Regions from separate parts of the Homo sapiens genome. Here region 2 is linked to region 1. The links are chromatin loops, found by intact Hi-C in ENCODE. Cell type or tissue: psoas muscle. All regions are shown on one strand.

Evidence for each region. Hi-C counts contacts between places; a loop is a spot of excess contacts. Peaks named below come from ENCODE experiments on the same cell type or tissue, not always from the same donor. Only the 100,000 strongest peaks of a DNase experiment are listed, where the experiment ranks them.
Region 2: it touches region 1 in a loop (8-fold over the local background); 1 of 110 quality-filtered maps calls a loop at or near these places.

What each region holds. Positions count from the first base shown.
Region 1 is chr17:21,307,492-21,312,491 of GRCh38, forward strand. MAP2K3 (mitogen-activated protein kinase kinase 3) reads left to right here. Exons shown (of 12, transcript NM_145109.3): 10 at 4,651-4,790. Among named protein-coding and RNA genes, the nearest start is that of MAP2K3, 25 kb to the left of the region's middle. RefSeq lists enhancers at 1,672-2,171, 4,496-5,000. In psoas muscle, no CTCF peak of the experiment used is centred here; DNase peaks (open chromatin) are centred at 3,120 and 3,740; H3K27ac peaks cover 1,377 bases.
Region 2 is chr17:21,671,714-21,676,713 of GRCh38, forward strand. No RefSeq gene overlaps it. Among named protein-coding and RNA genes, the nearest start is that of KCNJ18, 18 kb to the right of the region's middle. In psoas muscle, no CTCF peak of the experiment used is centred here; a DNase peak (open chromatin) is centred at 2,255.

The DNA.
Region 1 (5,000 bases):
AAGGCCCTGAGGTGGGGCTGTGCCTGCTGTGTGCCTGGGTGGCTGGGTCAGAGGAGAGGGAGGGAGGGTTGGGAGCGAGCGAAGAGAAGTGTCTGGTGGGTAGAGAGTTGACGCAGGTGTTGTGGGTTTTACTGGTGTTGCTGCTACCATTGTTATCATCATCATGTGGTTATAACTTTATTTATTTTTAATTTTTATTTTTTTGAGATGGAGTCTCACTCTGTTGCCCAGGCTGGAGTGCAATGGGACGATCTCGGCTTACTGCAACCTCCGCCTCCTAGGTTCAAGTGATTCTCCTGTCTCAGCCTCCTGAGTAACTGGGATTACAGGCTCGTGCCACCATGCCCGGCTATCTTTTTTTTTTTTTTTTTTTTTTTTTTTTGAGACGGAGTTGCACTCTGTTGCCTAGCCTGGAGTGCAATGGCATGATCTCAGCTCACTGCAACCTCTGCCTCTCGCGTTCAGGCAATTCTCCTGTCTCAGCCTCCCCAGTAGCTGGGATTATAGGCGTGAGCCACCACACCTGGCAAATTTTTGTATTTTTAAAAAAGACGGGGTTTCACCATGTTGGCCAGGCTGGTCTCAAACTCCTGACCTCAGGTGATCTGCCTGCCTCTGCCTCCCAAAGTGCTAGGATTACAGGGGTGAGCCACTGTGCCTGGCCTTTTTTTTTTTTGAGGGAGTCTCACTCTGTCGACCAGGCTAGAATGCAATGGCACAATCTCAGTTCACTGCAACCTCCGCCTCCCAGGTTCAAGCAATTCTCTTGCCTCAGCCTCTCAAGTAGCTAGGATTACAGGCATTTGCCACCATGCCCGGCTAATTTTTGTATTTTTAGTAGAGACGGGGTTTTGCCATGTTGGCCAGGCTGGTCTCAAACTCCTGACCTCAGGTGATCCACCTGCCTCAGCCTCCCAAAGTGTTGGGATTACAGGCGTGAACCACCACGCCCAGCCTTGAGCCACTGCGCCTGGCCTGTGGCTGTAACTTTATAAATAGTGTATCTGTAGACAGTGACTGGGAAAGACTCAAAGTCGAAATAATTTTGTCAGAGAGGTGGGACTGGGCCATACCTTCAATTTTCTTTAATTGGTGACATGTAATTTTTCAATTAAAATTTTTTTTTTTTGAGGTGGAGAGGAATATTCAGGCTGAAGGCAGGTGCTGTATCTGCAATAACAGTTTTCCAAGTCCTAAGTTTGATGCAAAGGACAAGTTCTTGCTGTATTTAGACTGCACAGAACTGGTTGGATATTAGAGACCCTGCTCATGACTACCTCACACATACACACACCCTATGTCCCTTCCCCATCTCCCTGTCTCCCTTCCAGTTGTCCATCCATCATGATTGTTGGGGCCACCATGGCTAGTGGCCTTCTGATATGGCTGGTGGAACTTGGACAAGTGTGTGCTAAGTGTATATTTCAGTTATCAAATATTGCATAGCAAACCACCCTAGAACCTAGTGACCCAAACCAACAGCGGTTTCTTATTTCTCATGTTTCCACCACTGTGGCTGGGCTCAGCTGGATGGCTCTTCTGCTGTACCTGGGATTGGCTGGGGTCATGGCTGGGCTGGGCTGGTCTGGAAGGCCCAAGACGGCCTCACAAACATGGGCCTCCTCTGCCTGGCCTCTCCATGCAACTTACTCACATTGGCCTGCTCCCTGGGCTTCAGAGCATGGCAGTGTCAGCAGAGTTGGAGTTCTTTCATGATGGCTGGCATCTAAAAGGAAGTTCTCTGAAGTGCTAGGCCTGGAACTGGCACAGCATCACTTCTGCCTCATTGTGTTGGTCAGCGAGTCACAGGCCAGCCCAGGTTCAAGGGCAGGGAATGCTCCCGGCTTAATGGAGGATCAGCAGGTGCACACAGCGGGAGGCGGAGGTGGTCACTTTAGGCACAGGTTAGGTTTTTCTTTCACAAGTTACAAACGTAGTGGAAACCTAACATAAAAATAGAGGCACAGTAAGGGGAAAATGACTGTAGTTATTCTACCTAGAGACACCTCTTACCCCGTTTCAGTGCCAACATTGTGCATTATATTATATATATAATATTTTTATTACATATAATAAAATACGTTTTATTAAAATTTAGAGAAATACAAACAATATGTAATGCTTCTCTTTTTTTGTTGTTGAAACAGAGCCTCGCTCTGTCACCCATGCTGGAGCGCGGTGGTGCGATCTCGGCTTACTGCAACCTCCGCCTCCCAGGTTCAAGTGATTCTCCTGCCTCAGGCTCCCGAGTAGCTGGGACTACAGGCGTGCGCCACCATGCCTGGCTAATTTTTGTATTTTTAGTAGAGATGGGGTTTCACCATATTGGCTAGGCAGGTCTCAAACTCGTGATCCACCCACCTTGGCCTTCCAAAGTGCTGGGATTACAGGTGTGAGCCACTGCGCCTGGCCTCGTAATGCTTCTTTTTAAAAAACTTTTTAAAAAAAATTTTGTAGCATTACATGTTGTTCATATTTGTCTCTCTCTCTCTGTTTTTTTTGTTTTTTGTTTTTTTTGTTGTTTTTTTTTTTAGATGTAGTTTTGCTCTTGGTGCCCAGGCTGCAGTGCAGTGGTGCAATCTCGGCTCACCACAACCTCTGCCTCCTAGGTTCAAGTGATTCTCCTGCCTCACTCAATCTCCCAAGTAGCTGGGATTACAGGTGTGCACCACCACATCCAGCTAATTTTGTGTTTTTAGTAGAGATGGGGTTTCTCCATGTTGGTCAGACTGGTCTCGAACCCCCGACCTCAAGTGATCTGCCTGCCTCGGCCTCCCAAAGTGCTTGGATTATAGGTGTGAGCCACCGCACCTGGCCAATTTCTCTAAATTATAATAGACTCCTGTATGTATCCCTTCCAAAGACTCCATAACCATCTGCCACCATTCAGTCACCCTGTCTGCTGATGTGGGTTGTTTCCCTTGTTCCTGCTGTTTTCCTTCCATTTCAAATTCTCAGCCATCCTGGGGGAGCGACTGATGAAACAGAGTCGGGAGAGTCCCCCTGGGTGGGGCTCTGGCCTCGGCCTCCCCCCATCCTGCAAGGGCCCCAGAGCTCTCTTGGCGTTGGCTTTTTCCCACTCACTGCACAAGCCTCAGGATGCCAGTGGGAATCACCCAGAACAGACAGGGGTCATGCCGGGGATGGCCCTTGGCCAGGAGCAAGTGCTGACTGGGTGCTGGCCTGTTAGTGTTGTCGCTGGGGAGTCACAGGGGTGCGACTACGGTCCTGGCTGGGTCTCCGCCCCCATGGTGGGGCCGGCCCCTGGCGCTGGACATTCAGGCTGTTTCTTAGTATTTCCTGGCAGAAAACACCATATGGCACATCTTCGTGTCTGGAGGCTATTTTTGTTGTTTTTCATTTTTTGAGCTCTTTAGAAAAAATAAAGGAGTACGAGGTTGAAGGTTTGGACACTTCTGCTTTTCTAATTATAACTCTCATGGCCGCTGGTCCTTCTCCTGTAGCTCGTATGGGGTACTTGCTCTACATATTGCAGTCAGTGAAAATTCTAAGAGAAAAGCCCCCCAAATCGGTACGGTTTTGTCCTGTGAACACGCATGCACACATGCACACACACGCAGTGGGCCCTGCCTGTGTGGGTGTGTTTGTCTGAGCTGGAAAGGGCCTCTAGCCTGATGGGAGGCACAGTCTCAGCACAGTCCTTAGGGTCTTGTCCGGGCTCCAGTTGCCAGTGCCAAGTGTTTGTGCTGAGGTCTCTTCCGTTCATCATGGTGATGACGGCCGGCAGTGAGGGCCCTTGTGCTGGAGCCTCGGAATTCTCTGTTCTTCCAGGCCGGGGCCAGGGCTGACATAACTTGTTTTTTCCATCCAGTCATCATGATTGGAGCCCAGAGTTGGTTGTAAGCTAGCTAGTCCGTCCCTTCCATGATGACTTCCTGCCAACCACAGGGCTGGGAGCTTGGAGCGAGGACAGAGACCCACCGGCCCGATGTCACCCACAGGAAATCTGGATCCAGCAGGGCACATGTGGCCACACAGGCCACTTGTCTAGGAGGGAAACTGCTGGGGCCCTGCAGAAGATGAGGCTGCAGGCTCACGGGTGCAGAGGCGAAGCAGCCTCATGGTCTCACACTCTGTCCGCGGCCTTGGAGACAGCTGTGTGTGTGTGTGTGTGTGTGTGTGTGTGTGTGTGTGTGTGTGTAGCATTTCCCATGTGCCTCCTCTGTGAAAACAGCCCAAATTAATGACAGCAGATGCTGAAGTCTGAGATGGTCAGATGTTAGGAAGGGGATTGGCTGTGACCACCTGGGACCTGCCCACCTGGCTCATGAGGCTACGGCCCAAAGTTGCCAGCTCCTCAGATTTTTCCAGAGCAGCTGGAACCTGCATTGTTTTGTAAAATCTTCAGAATTCAGGTTTTCTGAAAACCCTATGATGGTCCCACCAGTCCCGGTGTGGGCTGAATCTGCTTCCTGAGCTGGGTCCTGCTGGCTGGGTCGGAGGAGCTAAGAGCTGGCATCCCCGGCTTTCTCGCCTTTGTTCTGCTGGGATGTGGTAGGGAGATCAGCTGTGCAGCTTTGACGCCTGGCTCTGGTACCAGGATGGGTGGGAGCCCCCAACCCTCGCTCCTGGGTGCAGAGCGTGGTTGTATCTGGGGCCGGGGCCTCTGACCCCCTGTCCCCGCTGCAGATTGAGATGGCCATCCTGCGGTTCCCTTACGAGTCCTGGGGGACCCCGTTCCAGCAGCTGAAGCAGGTGGTGGAGGAGCCGTCCCCCCAGCTCCCAGCCGACCGTTTCTCCCCCGAGTTTGTGGACTTCACTGCTCAGTGGTGAGTCTTGGGTGCTGCTGAGCGCCTGCCACTGCCCCTCCCTGGCCAGATCCCTGCACCTTCCTGGGCCCTGTTCCTTTATTCCTTTGGCAAATAAACCCCCAGATGACTTGGCATCCAAATATGTAAGGCAGAAACAGCTGGAGCATGAGGAGCATTTGACAAAACGATGGTCTTGGTGGGAGATTTTAATACAGTTCTTCCAGAAGT
Region 2 (5,000 bases), 360 kb after region 1:
CACCATCCTGCCTTGGCTCAAGCTGTTCCCTCTGTCCCATGCTATTCACACATAGAACAAGGAGAAGTTTGATATAGGCTAACCTGAAGTTTCCATTTGAGAGCATTTTCAGCTTTTGGAAACAGACATTTCACCCAAAATTCCAGATTCCCTGCTTCTCTGAAAATACATACATACATACATACATAAATCTGCTTTTACTATGCACTATTCTGTTTTTTGAGACAGAGTTTCACTCTTGTTGCCCAGGCTGGAGTGCAGTGGTGTGATCTCCACTCACCGCAACCTCTGCCACCCAGGTCCAAGTAAGTCTCCTGCCTCAGCCTCCTGAGTAGCTGGGATTTACAGGCATGCACCACCATAGCCGGCTAATTTTCATGTACTCTTTTTTTAGTAGAGATGGAGTTTCACGATGTTGGTCAGGCTGGTCTCCAACTCCTGAACTCAGGTGATCCACCAGCCTCGGCCTCCCAAAGTGCTGGGATTACAGGTGTCAGTCACCTCACTTGTCCAGTCTGCACTATTCCTTAGTGTCAGACAATTTGAGACAAACAATGTCTTTCTCATTTGGACGTGACCTTCAGGGTCTAATTTTTGTATTTTCAGTATAGACCAGGTTTTTTTTTTTTTTTTGACAGAGTTTCACTCTTGTCCCCCAGGCCAGACGGTGCAGTGGCATGATCTCAGCTCAATGCAACCTCTGCCTCCTCGGTTCAAGTGATTCTTCTGCCTCAGACTTCCAAGTAGCTGGGATTACAGGCGCCTGCCACCACAGCCGGCTAATTTTTTGTATTTTTAGTAGAAACAGGGTTTTACCATGTTGGGCAGACTGGTCTCGAACTCCTGACCTTAGGTGATCTACCCTCTTCAGCCTCCCAAAGTGTGGAATTACAGGCATGAGCCAGAGCCTGGCCTCACCTGGCTAATTCTTTGTATATTTGAAGAGACGGGGTTTCACCATGTTGGCCAGGATGGTCTTGATCTCCTGACTTCGTGATCTGCTGGCCTCAGCCTCCAAAAGAACTGGGATTAGAGGTGTGAGCCACTGCACCTGGCCTCAATGTAGCTTATTATCAAAGTATTTACATAGAAACATTAATCAAAGGGCACAAGCATTTCAATACTTAGGTTAAGATGAAATCTGTGGCCGGAAGAGTGCCAGACACACATGAAATGTTTTGTGCATGAAGGAACCACAACTTAAAATGATTTTCTGTTATTCGTTTTGGTATGTTATTTTGGAAATGTGATTAATCACGTATGTCAAGGACGTTGGGAAGAATTTCCAGATAGTCTGATATGCATGACATCTTAATCATACAATATAAAGCAAGGCTATCTTAGGAAATTAGGTATCACTGCCAAGGACCTTTACATGAGAAGATAAATTAAAATTACTATTAAATTTGTAACAGTCAGATGGGCTGGCAGGCAAGTTGTGTCATTTTTTTCTTAGCATTTTTTCTTTTCCTTGATTCAATAAAACAAACTTAAACACCAGCTATCTGCAGAACCCTCACTAGACTAAGTTTAATGATATGTGAAACACAGCCTGCACACTCACAGATCCTTGCCACGTTCCGTTCCCATCCTCTCAAAACCTGTGTTACCCTGTGGCTAGATATTTCAAGGAGTTGAAAGAGAGAGACGAATGAGAACCATCTTCTTTCAGGTCGCTCTGCACTGTTCTTGCAGGTAGACAATGATCTCTCCGGTGAGGCTATTATCCTTGGCTGGGGGGTGAGGCCTTAATCCTAGAAAAGAGGCCTCTCAGGGTGGGGAGGTGATTTAAATTCTTTCAAGAGAGACGCAGCTCCCCACCTCATCTGGACCTTCACAAACCTAAACTGGAACCGCCAGAAAAATGACTGACAACGGGCCACACAAGCCAGGCAGAGACGCGGAGAGAGGCTGACCACAGGAAAGGTGGACGTAGAAGATACCGCCCTCTGGCACACAGGGCACATGTGTCCCAACACACACACACGCACACACAGACGGACACAGAGCTAAAGAGTGAGAAAGGGGGGAGAGAGAAACAAGAGAGAGACATACGCACACACACAAACGCACAAAGACATACAGCAGTGGCACGGTAACACCTACCCCCAGGCAGCCCCTGAATTTTCAGGGTTCTGCTCTCCACGACTACAACCCACTGGTGAGAGAGCAGCCCACGGGCACACAAGCAAACCTCTCCTTTTTTGAAGAGACTCACTGGCACACCGTCCGTGCAGGCCTGAGGCTGGGAACCCGCGCTGCTTCCCTGGCCCTCCGCCCGCAGTTTCTTCCTCCTGGACGACCCTCCGTGAATCCCGGCCTCCAGAGACTATCCTGTTGATGCCCTGGCCAGGACTGGTCTCAGTCCCGACTCTGACTAATCCCTCTAGTCTCAGGTACTCGGGAGGCGGAGGCAAGAGAATCACTTGAACCCGGGCGGCAGAGTTTGCAGTCAGCTGAGATCCCGCCACTGCATTCGACTGAGTGACAGAGTGAGACTCCGACTATAAAAAAAGAAAAAGAAAGAAAAGAAAAATGACCGCGGAGCGGCGGCTGCGGGGACTGGGGCGGCGGCGGGTGAAGTGAAGATTGGGAGAGGGCCCTCGTCCACCCTCCCCGAATCCAGGCCTGAGGCTGGGATCTCGCGCTGCCGCCCTGGCGATCCGCCTGAGGTTTCTTCCTTCTGAGGTTTCTTCCTGGTGGTCGACCCTCCGAGAATCCCAGGCTCCGGAGACCATCCTCTTAATGCCCTGGCCAGGACTGCTCTCAGACCCGACTCTGACGCACAATCACACGGGGCTCCTACTTCGCAAAGTCTCAGGGACCCATCCTCGGGCAACAGTGGCAATCACTACGACCAAAGCGGAGGTTCAGGCCTTGTGCATGCGCACTGGCGAGGCCGAATCCCCGCTTGCTCCGGAGTCAGGCGGCGGGTCCTTTAAAAAATGGCGGCGACGCGCGGCTGAGGGGACTGGGGACTGGGGCAGCGGTGGCGGCGGCAGCGCAGTCCGAGGCGGCGGGTGGGAAGAGGACTACGAGAGGGTCCTGCAGGAGGCCCAAGGTTTGGACCCATAGAGGTCCTGTCATCAGGACCTTCTTGATCGGTCTTCTGCTTCGGTTCCCAGTGGAGGAGGAGCTTCAGGGTGCGGCTGGGCTCTCTGGACTCCTCTTCAGATCTGACTATGGATCCCACGGGGTGATCAGGAATGGGGTTACAATGCAGTGAGGCGGGAAGGGTCTCGCTGGGGCACAGAAAGATCCTAAGGGCTGCAAGGCATACTGTCAGCTGAAAATGCACTGATCCATGAGCCCACTGCCTCCCTCCTTCCTAGGTGGAGCTGTGGCCTGACTTCATCTCCAAGGTTCGGGGCTCTGGCATCCTGACACTGCTTTCCACGACATGTGCAAGGAGAGACAGAGGCGAGTCCGAGATGGAGCCAATGTGACCACACGTGGCACTAATGTTCCCCAAGAGCAGATGGAGTCAGTGTGTGTCTTTGAGGCTGTATGGGGCGATGCTGAGACAGATAGTGACATCCAGGTGTGCACAGGTGGGTCGCTGGGACCTCCCACACAAAGCCAAGGAAAAGCCAAGCACACTAGAAAACCTGTGAGACAGGGCCTGTGCCTGAGTCCAAGCCACATTCAGGGATGACTGCCAGAGGGGCCAAGAGGTTTCAACAAATGACACCACACCGACATTCCGCCACCGGTAGGTACCCCTGATGCCACCTCCCCTGCACCCAGAAAAACCCAGTCCGTTTGGCTCCCTGACATCCGTGGCAGCCAAAAGATTCAGTGCTTGGAGGCACTTTCCCCAGGAGCAGAGGAACCAGATGGCCTTCAGGAATGAGAGAGGAAGGGCAGGTGGGATGCAACACTAACTTTTCTAGAAGGCAAAGGTCAGCCACGGTGGGGTTGCCTCCCGCCCTTCCTGGACTGACCACAAAGCCATCATTGGGACATGCAGACAAAGGGAGCTCCCCTGTCCAAGACAGGTATGGAAGCCCAGAACTCCAGGATCATCATACCCTATCATCCAGAAATAGGTTTGGAGAGGGAAGCAATCATAAAAGGGACCCCAATGAAATTTCTCCCTAATGGACTGGGAAGTGTTCTTTGTTGAAGACATTGAGCCAGACTAAGAAGCCTCTAGGCTTCACAGGAACTGGGCAGACAGAGCAAGAGGGAGGACAGAGCAGAGGCCAATGCCACAGCACAATGCCACTATCACGGACATCTGGGAGAAAGTGCCAAATGGGTGACTTGGCAGGAAGGCCAGCGTTTGAGTGACAGACATGTTTGCCCCATCTTGTAGCCAGCTTCCTTCTCCGTCCCAGTGTATAGCTGTGGGTAGATTTCTCAATGAGGGCAAAGGGTGAGAGGAGTGAGAACCATCTTCTTGAAGGTCTGTGGGCACTGTCCTGCGGGTGGACAATGAGCACCTGTGAGGCCTTTGTCCTTGGCTGGGGTGCAGTCGTCTTGATCCTAGCAAGGAGGCAACACAGGATGGGAAGGGTATTAAGACTCCTGCAAGACAGGCCGGAGGCACAAAGCCCCTTCACTGAAGCACAGCCATGGAGAACTCCTTCTATGCCAAAATTCAGGGACTGGATATCAAGACAACAGTGGAAATCACTGTGACGAGACAATCAGCTAGAGCCTCGTGGAGGCACATTGGCTAGGCCGACTAAAGCTCCGGTGCTGGAAGTCAGGCTGCTGCCCCTTGAAACAATGGCTACTGCGCGGTAGCAGAGGGGCTCCTGTTGCAGCCTCGGCAGTGACTGGATCCGAGGTCCAGTTTGCGGTGGCGTGGGAGAGGGTACCGCGGGTGTGCTGTCCTGGGGCCAAACCCCCAGGAGTCCTGTCGTCAGGACCTCCTTGAACCAACTCCCACCAAGGGAGCGGGAGCTTTGGGATGCCTGCTGGGTTCTTGGGACTCCCCTTCAGATCCAATCTGGGCCCCCTCCGAGTGAGATAGGATGGGCTCACCATATCTG